Regions from separate parts of the Homo sapiens genome. Here region 2 is linked to region 1. Evidence: read pairs that join two places in POLR2A ChIA-PET (ENCODE). Cell type or tissue: A673. All regions are shown on one strand. Links, peaks and the distances in the headings refer to the core of each region. The heading gives the core; the rest is flanking DNA. Region 1 holds the start of PRDM12 (PR/SET domain 12). Region 2 holds the start of LOC107987134 (a long non-coding RNA gene).

The links. Peaks named below come from ENCODE experiments on the same cell type or tissue, not always from the same donor. Only the 100,000 strongest peaks of a DNase experiment are listed, where the experiment ranks them.
Region 2: POLR2A ChIA-PET joins it to region 1 with 10 read pairs; 1 of 35 experiments calls an interaction of 5 or more read pairs at or near these places.

What each region holds. Positions count from the first base shown.
Region 1 is chr9:130,661,071-130,665,439 of GRCh38, reverse strand. It overlaps PRDM12 (PR/SET domain 12), which reads right to left and starts at 846. Exons shown (of 5, transcript NM_021619.3): 1 at 564-846. The coding sequence starts at 786. RefSeq lists enhancers at 1-272, 1,563-2,404. In A673, for the core only: no CTCF peak of the experiment used is centred there; no DNase peak of the experiment used is centred there; H3K4me3 peaks cover 328 bases; H3K27me3 peaks cover 4,000 bases.
Region 2 is chr9:130,431,115-130,435,483 of GRCh38, reverse strand. HMCN2 (hemicentin 2) reads right to left here. Exons shown (of 98, transcript NM_001291815.2): 96 at 3,998-4,117; 97 at 2,929-3,055; 98 at 1,361-2,136. The coding sequence ends at 1,791. It overlaps LOC107987134 (a long non-coding RNA gene), which reads left to right and starts at 1,669. Exons shown (of 3, transcript XR_007061816.1): 1 at 1,669-1,863. In A673, for the core only: a CTCF peak has its summit at 2,074; a DNase peak (open chromatin) is centred at 2,063; H3K4me3 peaks cover 1,001 bases; H3K27me3 peaks cover 2,251 bases.

The DNA.
Region 1 (4,369 bases), core at 135-4,134:
GTTTGCGGGTTGATGAATGAGGAATAAGAACTTGAGACATCTTAAAGAAAAGAAACTTTTCTCGCTCTCTCTTTCTCTCCCTCGCTCTCCCCGCGGCTTTTTCTCCCCGCCCGCCCTCCCTCCACCCCCTCCCCAGCCCCGGCTGCCTTTTAAAGTTCTTGGTTTAAGTGGGAACTTTCGTGGGTCAAGCCCAAGTTAACTAAATGAATTTAAAACCCCTTCTTTTTGAGTCAACTGCTATTACACGCCTAGTAAGGCTGTAAATGCCGGGAACCCGCCAGCTCAAGCGCAGGAGGGGAAGGGAGGGGCCGGCGGGGGCGTCGGGGCCGAGCGACGGGGTCGCCGGGGTCGGTCCTTGAGCCGGGTGGGCTGCGGAGCTGCTTGGTGGCTCGCGTCCTGGTTTGGCCCATGGGGAAACTGAGGTGCACCGAGCGCCGGGAGAGCCCAGGTTGGCGCGAGTAGCAGCGAGGCCGGGTATCCCAGCCGCGTCTCGCGCATCGCCAGGACGGGAATGGGGGTCGCCGGGAGGAGGGATTGCGCCGGGCTCCGACGGCTGGACTCACCGCCGGAGAAGGACTGCGCCAGCACCTCGGCGGTGAAGGCTGTCTTGGGGCTGGCGTGGTGGCTCTTGTCCTCGAAGAGCTGCTCCCCGAGCACGTTGCGCCAGCGGCCGTACAGGAAGCTGTGCAGGATGTCGGAGGTGATAACCTCGGCCAGCGCCAGTCCCGGCGCCTTCAGCCCGGTCTTGAGCACCAGGGCCTCAGCCGGGAGCACGGAGCCCATCATGGGCGGCCCGGAGCTCCCCGGCGCCGGGGGACGGCCGGGCCGACGGGGGAGGTGGGCGGGCGAGAGGGGAGCCCAAGGGGCGAGAGGAGAGCGCTGCGATGGAGAAGGAACCAGAGCAGGGGGAGGACGGAGAGGAGGAGGACGCAGGAGGGAGCGGGAGGTGAGGGGGCGACTGGGAGGAAAGCGAACGAGGGGGAGAGGGGAAGAGAGATGGTGAAATCTGTAGAGATGGCAAAGGCGGCGCGGAGGGTGGAGAGACGCGGGTGGAGGCGGAGGCGGGTGCGGGGGGTGCAGGGTGGGTGAGAGGCGGGTGGTTGCAGGGAAGCGGCAGCAAGGGGCTCAGGCGCGCGCTAGCCTCTCGCACACTCGGCCGGGGCCGTCTTCCCCTTGGCAAAATCTCAGCGCCTTTATAGGAGCCGCAGTGACCCTCCTAATTGGTTATTAATGACCCCCTGACGTCGGAGGACAGACTTGTTGTACCCGGCTGGGCTCGAGGAGCCTTCGTCGCGAGAGCGCGAGGGGCGGGGGCGCGCGGACCGCTCCAAACAGTACCCCTCCACTCCTCTCTCCCCTTCCTGGTCCTTCCTCCCCCCTCCTGTTTTTCCTTCTCTCCCCGTGGGAAGCGCAGGGCAGGGAGGGAGGCTCAGCCGGCTCTGAGGAGAGGAGGGGACGGAGAAGGGGAGGGGGTGCGGCGAGGCTCTCTAGGACTCCAGGGACCAGGCTAGACAAGAGGGGACGCCTGGCTTCGGGCCCCGCGCTCCCCTCAGGCCTGATCTATGTTCACCGGCCTGGCCCAGCCCGGCGTTCACCTTTACTTTGCTGCCCCGGCTGGCCGGCCCAGCCCTGCACCGCTCTCCCTCCCCGGCCAGAGCCCGCGTCCTCTTCCCTCTCCGGCCCTGCACTCCCCGGGCCGCCACAGTCGCCCCGAGCTCGCGCGCAGCCCTAGTTGCCACGCGGATCCCCTGCTCAGACTGCGCTGCTGAAGCCGGCGCTTCGCTTCATACGGGCCGCGCCAACTCGGTCGCTGTGCACGGTCGGGTGCGAAACTCCTCCGCGGGCTCACGGGGCTGCCGAGGCGGGGCCGCAGCGGCCGTCGGGGCTGGGGCTGGTCCCGGCCTGAGACAGCTTCATGGAAGGCCAGGCTCCCGGCCCTTGCGGGGCCAGGTCGGGGGTCGAGATGGGCGGACAGGAATCGCCCTGGCAGCCTGTCTCTGGGAAAAGAATTTCCTACGGGATATAGGGGGATTGAAAGGGGTCCCGAGACCCTTCCTAGGTGGGAGCAGGCGTGCCTGAGAGCGAAGTCCCTCAGAAACTGCAGGCAGCTCCGCGAGAGGCCTCAGTGCGGGTTCGGCTTGCGGCCCGGCTTTCCGGCTCCTTGCTGAGCTGCAACCTCGGGAAGCCGGTGGCGTTGCGGCGCCCCTTCCTTCTTGCCTCCTAGTTCTTTCTTTCTCCTCTGCCTCTCTCTTCTTTCCCTTCCTCTCCTCTATTCCTCCTGCCCATCATCCCAGGAGCAGACTTGCTTTGCGGCGGTTTCGAGGCACCTCGGAGCCCAGCGATCCCCTCTCCCGAAGCAGGTAGCTGCTGAGCCCAGCGGAAGGCCCCGCTTCCTGCAGGCTTCGCGGCTCCCCAGTGTCAGCCTCAAGCCTCGGACCCCAGGCCCTGACATGCTGGGTGAGGGAGCTCACCCCACCTGCCGCACTTCTGGCTCCCATCACCAGCCTACAATTTCAGATGCCGCTAACAGAGGTGCCTGGACCCTCTCGGCGTGGGTCAGGCTCACGGATTAGTCTCCGCTGGACTGTGTGGACTCCCTAGACCTTCTCCTCAGCGCGGAGGACTTGGGTGGAAGAACAGCGAGCTGACCTCCCATGAGCGAGACCCTGTCCAAACGCCTGTTGGCATAGACGCCCCTCCACCACCCGGACGCGCCTTGGCTAAGAGGGTCTCACACCTGGCGTCCAGACTCCAGACCCCTGGTCCCCAGTTCCTGCCAGTAGTCTCCGGCATCCCCCGTCCCCGTTGGGACGCAAAGGGAGGAAGGCGGCGGTAGCTGGCCTTCAGACCCTGCGTCCGGGTCCGCCCGAGGCTGGAGCCCAAGGAAGGGCACACCTGGCAGAAGGCAGGACCGTTGGGCAGGGCGCCAGCAGAGGGCAGCGCTGCTGAGGAGGGAGGTGGGTTAGGGTCGCCGAACCCTCCACTCATTTTTCGACGCAGCTTGTGGGTCGCATCGGCTCCCTGGCCAGAGCTCGAGTCTGAGGGGGCGTATGGAGTCCGATGGCTCCTGCAGGGGAGCCTCACCGGGGCCTACTTCTTGGCTTCTGGGAAGACCTAGGTGGAGAGGACAAAGTGCTAGGAGCGAGGGAGACGACGTCGGGGAGCGCTGCCAGGAGCCAAGCGCTGCGGCAGCTCCCAAGCCCCGAAAGCGACCTCAGTTCCTCCAGGACACCAAAGGGGGATAAGGACTGCTGTGTGTCCTGTGGACTGCCCCTTTCCTCTCTGGGCCTCGGTGTCCCTGTCTGTGCAATGGTTTGAGTTGGACTTTGTGAACTGAGGTTTCTTTGCTTGGTCTCTCTTTGGGTAAGATCACTTTACCCCACGACAACCCCGAGGATTTTGCCCTCTCCAGGGCCACGTCCCACTGCGGGAAGCCCTCAGGTCTGTGCATCCTCCGTGCTGGGGTGCAGCGTTTGGGTCCTGAACCCCGGCTTAGAGTTAGAGGCTTGGATTCCGCTGGCGCAGTGACCACGGGCTCGGACTGCGGCCAGGGAGTCCCATTCCTCTCCTCCGGACCCGCAAGCCCGGAGAGCAGTACTGGGAGCCGGGCAGAAGCGGAGCGCAGAACGTCCTCCCAGCTGGTGCGCCCAAATCTCCACCGCGCTCACATTTTGTGCTTCTAGTCTAGCGGCAAAACCCACCTGGACCCCCGCCCGGGGAAAAAGGAGCCCGTAGGTAGCGCCCAGTCTCAAGGTGCATTGAAATAGGGAGCAAGACCCTGTGCTCACATCTCCCCGGGAGGAGATTTCGAGGGGAAACATTCCGGGCTTTCCCAGCGGATGACCCGTGTTATTTTGTCATTTTCCGCGGGGCCCAGGCGCGGAATGTGCTCGCGCAAAAGCCCCCTCCCCTCGGCCGGGCCGGAGCTCTCAGGCTCCGTCGCCCCCCTCGCCCGCTGGCCGCCACTTGGCGATCTCTTTAATATTCATGGGCGTTAATAGAGAGGCCCTCAGTATATCGGTCCATTGTGGGCGGCTCGTAGGACTTGAATAGGCCTCGGCCCCCTTTCTTCGGCGCGGCTTCCCGAGGGGCCGGGCCAGGAGTGAATGGCCCCGCTTCCCGCTCCGCGCCCCCTCCCCCTTTCAGGGAGAACATCTTTATCCTCTTCTCCGCTGCCGCCGCCGCCCGGGCCCCCATTCACGCGGCCCCGGCTCCGGGCGGAACGAATCAATTTGCCGCGGCTCTTCGGAGGTCATCCTCGCCGCCCGGGTGCCCTCTTCCCCTGAGCCCACGGGAGTGGAGAGAGGGCCGCCGCGGCAGGCCGACGGCCCCACGGAGGGACATTGAAGGGGAAGTGGAGGAGAAGAGC
Region 2 (4,369 bases), core at 300-4,299, 230 kb after region 1:
GGGTGAGCTGCAAAGGATACAAGATGACAAGCAAGCCATAAAGAAGCCCGCTGTAAGAGTCTATGACTGGAAAGCGACAAGAGTTAGAAGATAAAAATAGGCTGGGGTAAGCCAGGTGCAGTGGCACATGCCTGTAATCCCAGCACTTTGGGAGGCTGAGGTGGGCGGATCCTTTGAACCCAGGAGTTCCAGACCAGACTGAGCAACATAATGAAACCTCATCTCTACAAAACATTTAAAAAATTAGGCCGGGCGCGGTGACTCACGCCTGTAATCCCAGCACTTTGGGAGGCCGAGGCGGGCAGATCACCTGAGGTCAGGAGTTTGAGACCAGCCTGACCAATGTGGAGAAACCCCATCTCTACTAAAAATACAAAATTAGCCGGGCGTGGTGGCGCATGCCTGTAATCCCAGCTACTCGGGAGGCTGAGGCAGGAGAATCACTTGAACCCAGGAGGCGGAGGTTGCGGTGAGCCGAGATAGCACCATTGCACTCCAGCCTGGGCAACAAGAGTGAAACTCCAACTCAAAAAAAAAGAAAAAAAATTTAGCCAGGTGTGGTGGTGCATGCCTGTGGTCCCAGATACTCAGGAGGTTGAGGTAGGAGGATCGCTTGAGCCTGGGAGGCAGACATTGAGGTGAGCAGAGGTCACGCCACTGCACTCCAGCCTGGGTGACACAGCAAGATCCTATCTCAAAATAATAATAATATCACACTGGTATTTTCCTAAGGGAGTAGATATGAGGTGTTCTTGCCACAAAAATAAGTATATACAAGATGATGGGTATGTTTTAATTTTTTCAAGCCCACACAAAATCCAAATGGATATATTAATTGGTTTGACTATAGTAACCATTTCATTATGTGTATCAAAGCATCACGTTGTATGCCTTACATATATACAAAACATTAATAATTAATATAAAGGCCAGGCATGGTGGCATGTGCCTGTAGTTTCAGCTGCTCTGGAGGCTGAGGCGGGAGGATCGGGAGGCCAGGAGGTCGAGGCTGCAGTGAGCCACGATCATGTCATTTGCAACTCTAGCTTGGGCGACAGGACAAGACCCTGCCTCTAAAAAGTAAGAATTATTTTTTTTGCCACCGGCTGTTGCTGTCTTTGCAACACATTTACTCCTCATTTAATAGCCCCACAGCCCTATGGGGGAAGGGAGGGCCCTACTGCAAGAGTTTATGGATCGGAAAACTGAGGCCAGGAGGTGCCTGAGGCAGCCCTACTCCTAAGGAGAGGAGGCTGGTAGACTCAAACTGCAGTGCTCCTGGATCAGAACAGAAGGCATGGTCTCCTTCCCAGCCCAAACCCTTCCCTACAAAGCAAAATAATTAGACAAAGAAACCAAGTTGGTTAAAAAAAAATCCCTTTATATTGCAACAGGGTTCAGAATGACACCACCAGGTGTGGCCGGGCGACAGCTGCTGCCACCCCTAACGCGGGGTCTGCCCCCTCTCCCGCGCGTCCAGGTGCCCTGTGTCCCTGTCCCGCTCCCACTGAGGGGCGGATCAGACCTGGAGGTCTGATCCGGGCTTCCCCGGGCCCTGCCTGCGGGACTGGCCACCCAAGGGCCGCCCTGGACGCCTCCCTCTGTGAGGTCAGGTCCTCGCTGTCGGGGGTCAAGGCTGTGCGCAGGGTCGTGTTGACCCAAGGTCTCGCTGACGCACGGGGCGGGAGACGATGACGCTCCGCTTGCCACAGCAGGTGGCGTGGACCAAGCTTCTCCTCGACCCCTTCCTCGGGGGTCACGCCAGGGCGGCCGCCAATGCCCTCTCCCGTTTAGTAGGGGTAGGGGGACACGGCGATGAGCAAGACGAAGACGCTTTGGTGGCGCGGTGCCGCAGCACGCACGGTGAGCCGGTAGAGGCCGGCGCGGGTGAGCGCGCGACGGGTGTAGACCGCGCCAAGGCCCGCGCGCAGCGGACGCAGCGCGAAGGGGCTGCGGGGGTCGGGCTCCAGCATGCTGAGCTCGGTGCGGTTGGCGGGGACGCCGACCTCGGAGAAGGCGGTGAGGCGGGCCACGTCGTGGTGGGCGCGCACGCCCAGGGGCAGCGGCAGCAGCCGGTACTGCAGCGTAGAGGGGCCGCCCGTGCCGCAGTCCTGCGAGCAGCGCCGGAAGCACGTCCTGCGGGCGGCACAGACACACGGACAGGCGGACTCGGGGGTGCGGTCGGAGCGTGGCCCATCCGCGTAACTCAGACCTCCCTGCCAGCCCCTGCAGTTCCGCCCACGCGCTGCCCGTCCTTCTCCCGCAGAGCCCCACACGCCTTCTCTGCAGGCTCCCACGCTAGCCCGTTTTAGAGTTCAACAAACTGAAGCCCAGAGAAGCCAGAGGCCTGCCCTTTCATGGTCCCTCCAGCGGACTTTCGGGATCCATGCCCCAGGGAAGCCCAGCAGACACAGGGGAGCGATGTGCCCCTGGGCCAAGTCACCCAGTCTGGATTTGCCCTGCGGGGGCGGGGTTGGAGGTGGAGACTGCGCTTAGCCTTGCCGCGGGCATCTGCTTCCAACCCCAGCCTACGTTTCTAGTTGTAAGGCCTGGGGCAGGTCACCCGCCGGGAGAAACCTTTCCAGGGCAGCAGCTGCCACCCCTAAGGTCCCCATGTCTCCGTGTGTCTTGATGAGTGTCCGTGGCCGCTGTGAGTGGCGTGGAGGAGATGGGTTTGGTGCTGGCGTGTCTGAGTTTTGTCCTGGGGTTGTGTGAGTCTGCATGGTGGTCCTGTGTCTGGGGTTTGGTGTGTGTGCTCCTGTGTCCCCGTTCTCTCCCACTCTGGCCTCTCCCTGCCCCCAGGGCTCCGTGCGTTCCTGCCTGCATCACTTGTGTGGGGAGTGACAATGACAGGGCCAGCCTGCACCCCCAGTGACTGAAAAATGTGCTTTTCCTGAGGGCACGAGGCCCTGCCAACTCAGCCCTTACCCAGGGCTGGGGCCCTGCCGGTAGGTGGCAGGACAGGGTGTGTCCACACACTGGTAGCTGCCACGGGTGTTGAAGCACATCTGGCCGGGTCCACACTCGATGCTCTCCTCCTCGCACTCGTTGATGTCTGGATGGGGAAGTTGGTGAAGCGGGGGAGGGAGATGAAAAGATGGAGCAAAGGAGAAGGGGGGAGTGCGTGGGGAGAAGTACCTTTGGGGGACCAGTGAGGTGGGCAGCCCTTCTCCCTTTGTCCCCAGCCAGTCTGACCCATGACCACCCAGCTGGAGGCCCGCAGCACCTTCTCATCTCCCTCGGGGGGCCAGGGCTTTCCAGGGCGTGTAGGTGGGCACCGTGGGGGCCTCCTGAGCAAGTGCTGGGTAGGAGGGCCTGGGAGAGATGGGGCTTTCCCTGGGTGGCTGCTTTGCCCGAAGACCCAGAGTGCCCACTGCCCACGGGCAGAGCCCCTGATCCTGTCTTCCTCAGTGGAAGCCCCACCCTTCTCAGAGGATGTTCAGTGACCTCCATGGCAGCATGAGGGACAGAGACAGGCAGGGCAGGCATGGTTCCTGTTCTTTAGAGTGGAGGAAGCAGCATGACCGGCCCCAGCCCCGTTTGTGCACACCAGGGAAACTGTGCCCGGTTTGGGAGTTAGAGGCACTTACTATACCAGCAGCAGCAGCTGTGCGGCTCTGTGCTCAACCTCCACAGCTCTCATCCCAGCTATCTGAGAGGGGACTGTGCTAGCCCCATTTAACCAGGAGGCCGGAGGCTTAGAGAGGTGAAGTGAGTTTCCCAGGGACACACAGCAGTGCTAGGATTGGCCTTGCAGGGCTGCTTTCAGAGCCTGCCCGCGTGATCTCAGAGCTCCTGTTTGGAGCATGGGCCCTGGCGTGGCTGTGGGAGCCTGGGGTGTTCACAGAACCCCTCTGAGCCTGCCTCCCCGCCCCACCTCACAGGATAGTTGTGAAGGGGCTGGAGTGAACGGAGTAGGTAAGATGCCACATGTCCCATCCCACGCTGCCTGCCCTAGCCCCACGGGTGTTTGGGCGGCGGCCTGAGCCCGGCTCACCCTGGCAGTTCTTCCCGCTGGGGAGCAGACGGTAGCCGGCGGGGCACAGGCACTGGTAGCTGCCCTCAGTGTTGCGGCAGGCGTGCTGACACAGGTTCCTCACGCGGCACTCGTCAAGGTCTGGCCCGGGCATGGGGGTGGGGCAGGTGGGGGATGGGGGCAGAGAGACGCACTGAGCCACAGACACCAACGTGGCCACACACCTGCCCGCTGGGCTCTGGAGCTGCCCTGCTCCTTCTCCCTGTCCTGCCCCTCCCAGCCCAGGTTCAGGGGTTGGGGGAGTCCCTGTGCTTGCTGAGAGGGAGGAGCCCCACCTTACCTACCCCGTGCTCACCAAGGCATAGAAGGAGCAAGCAGCACCACCCCGCAGAC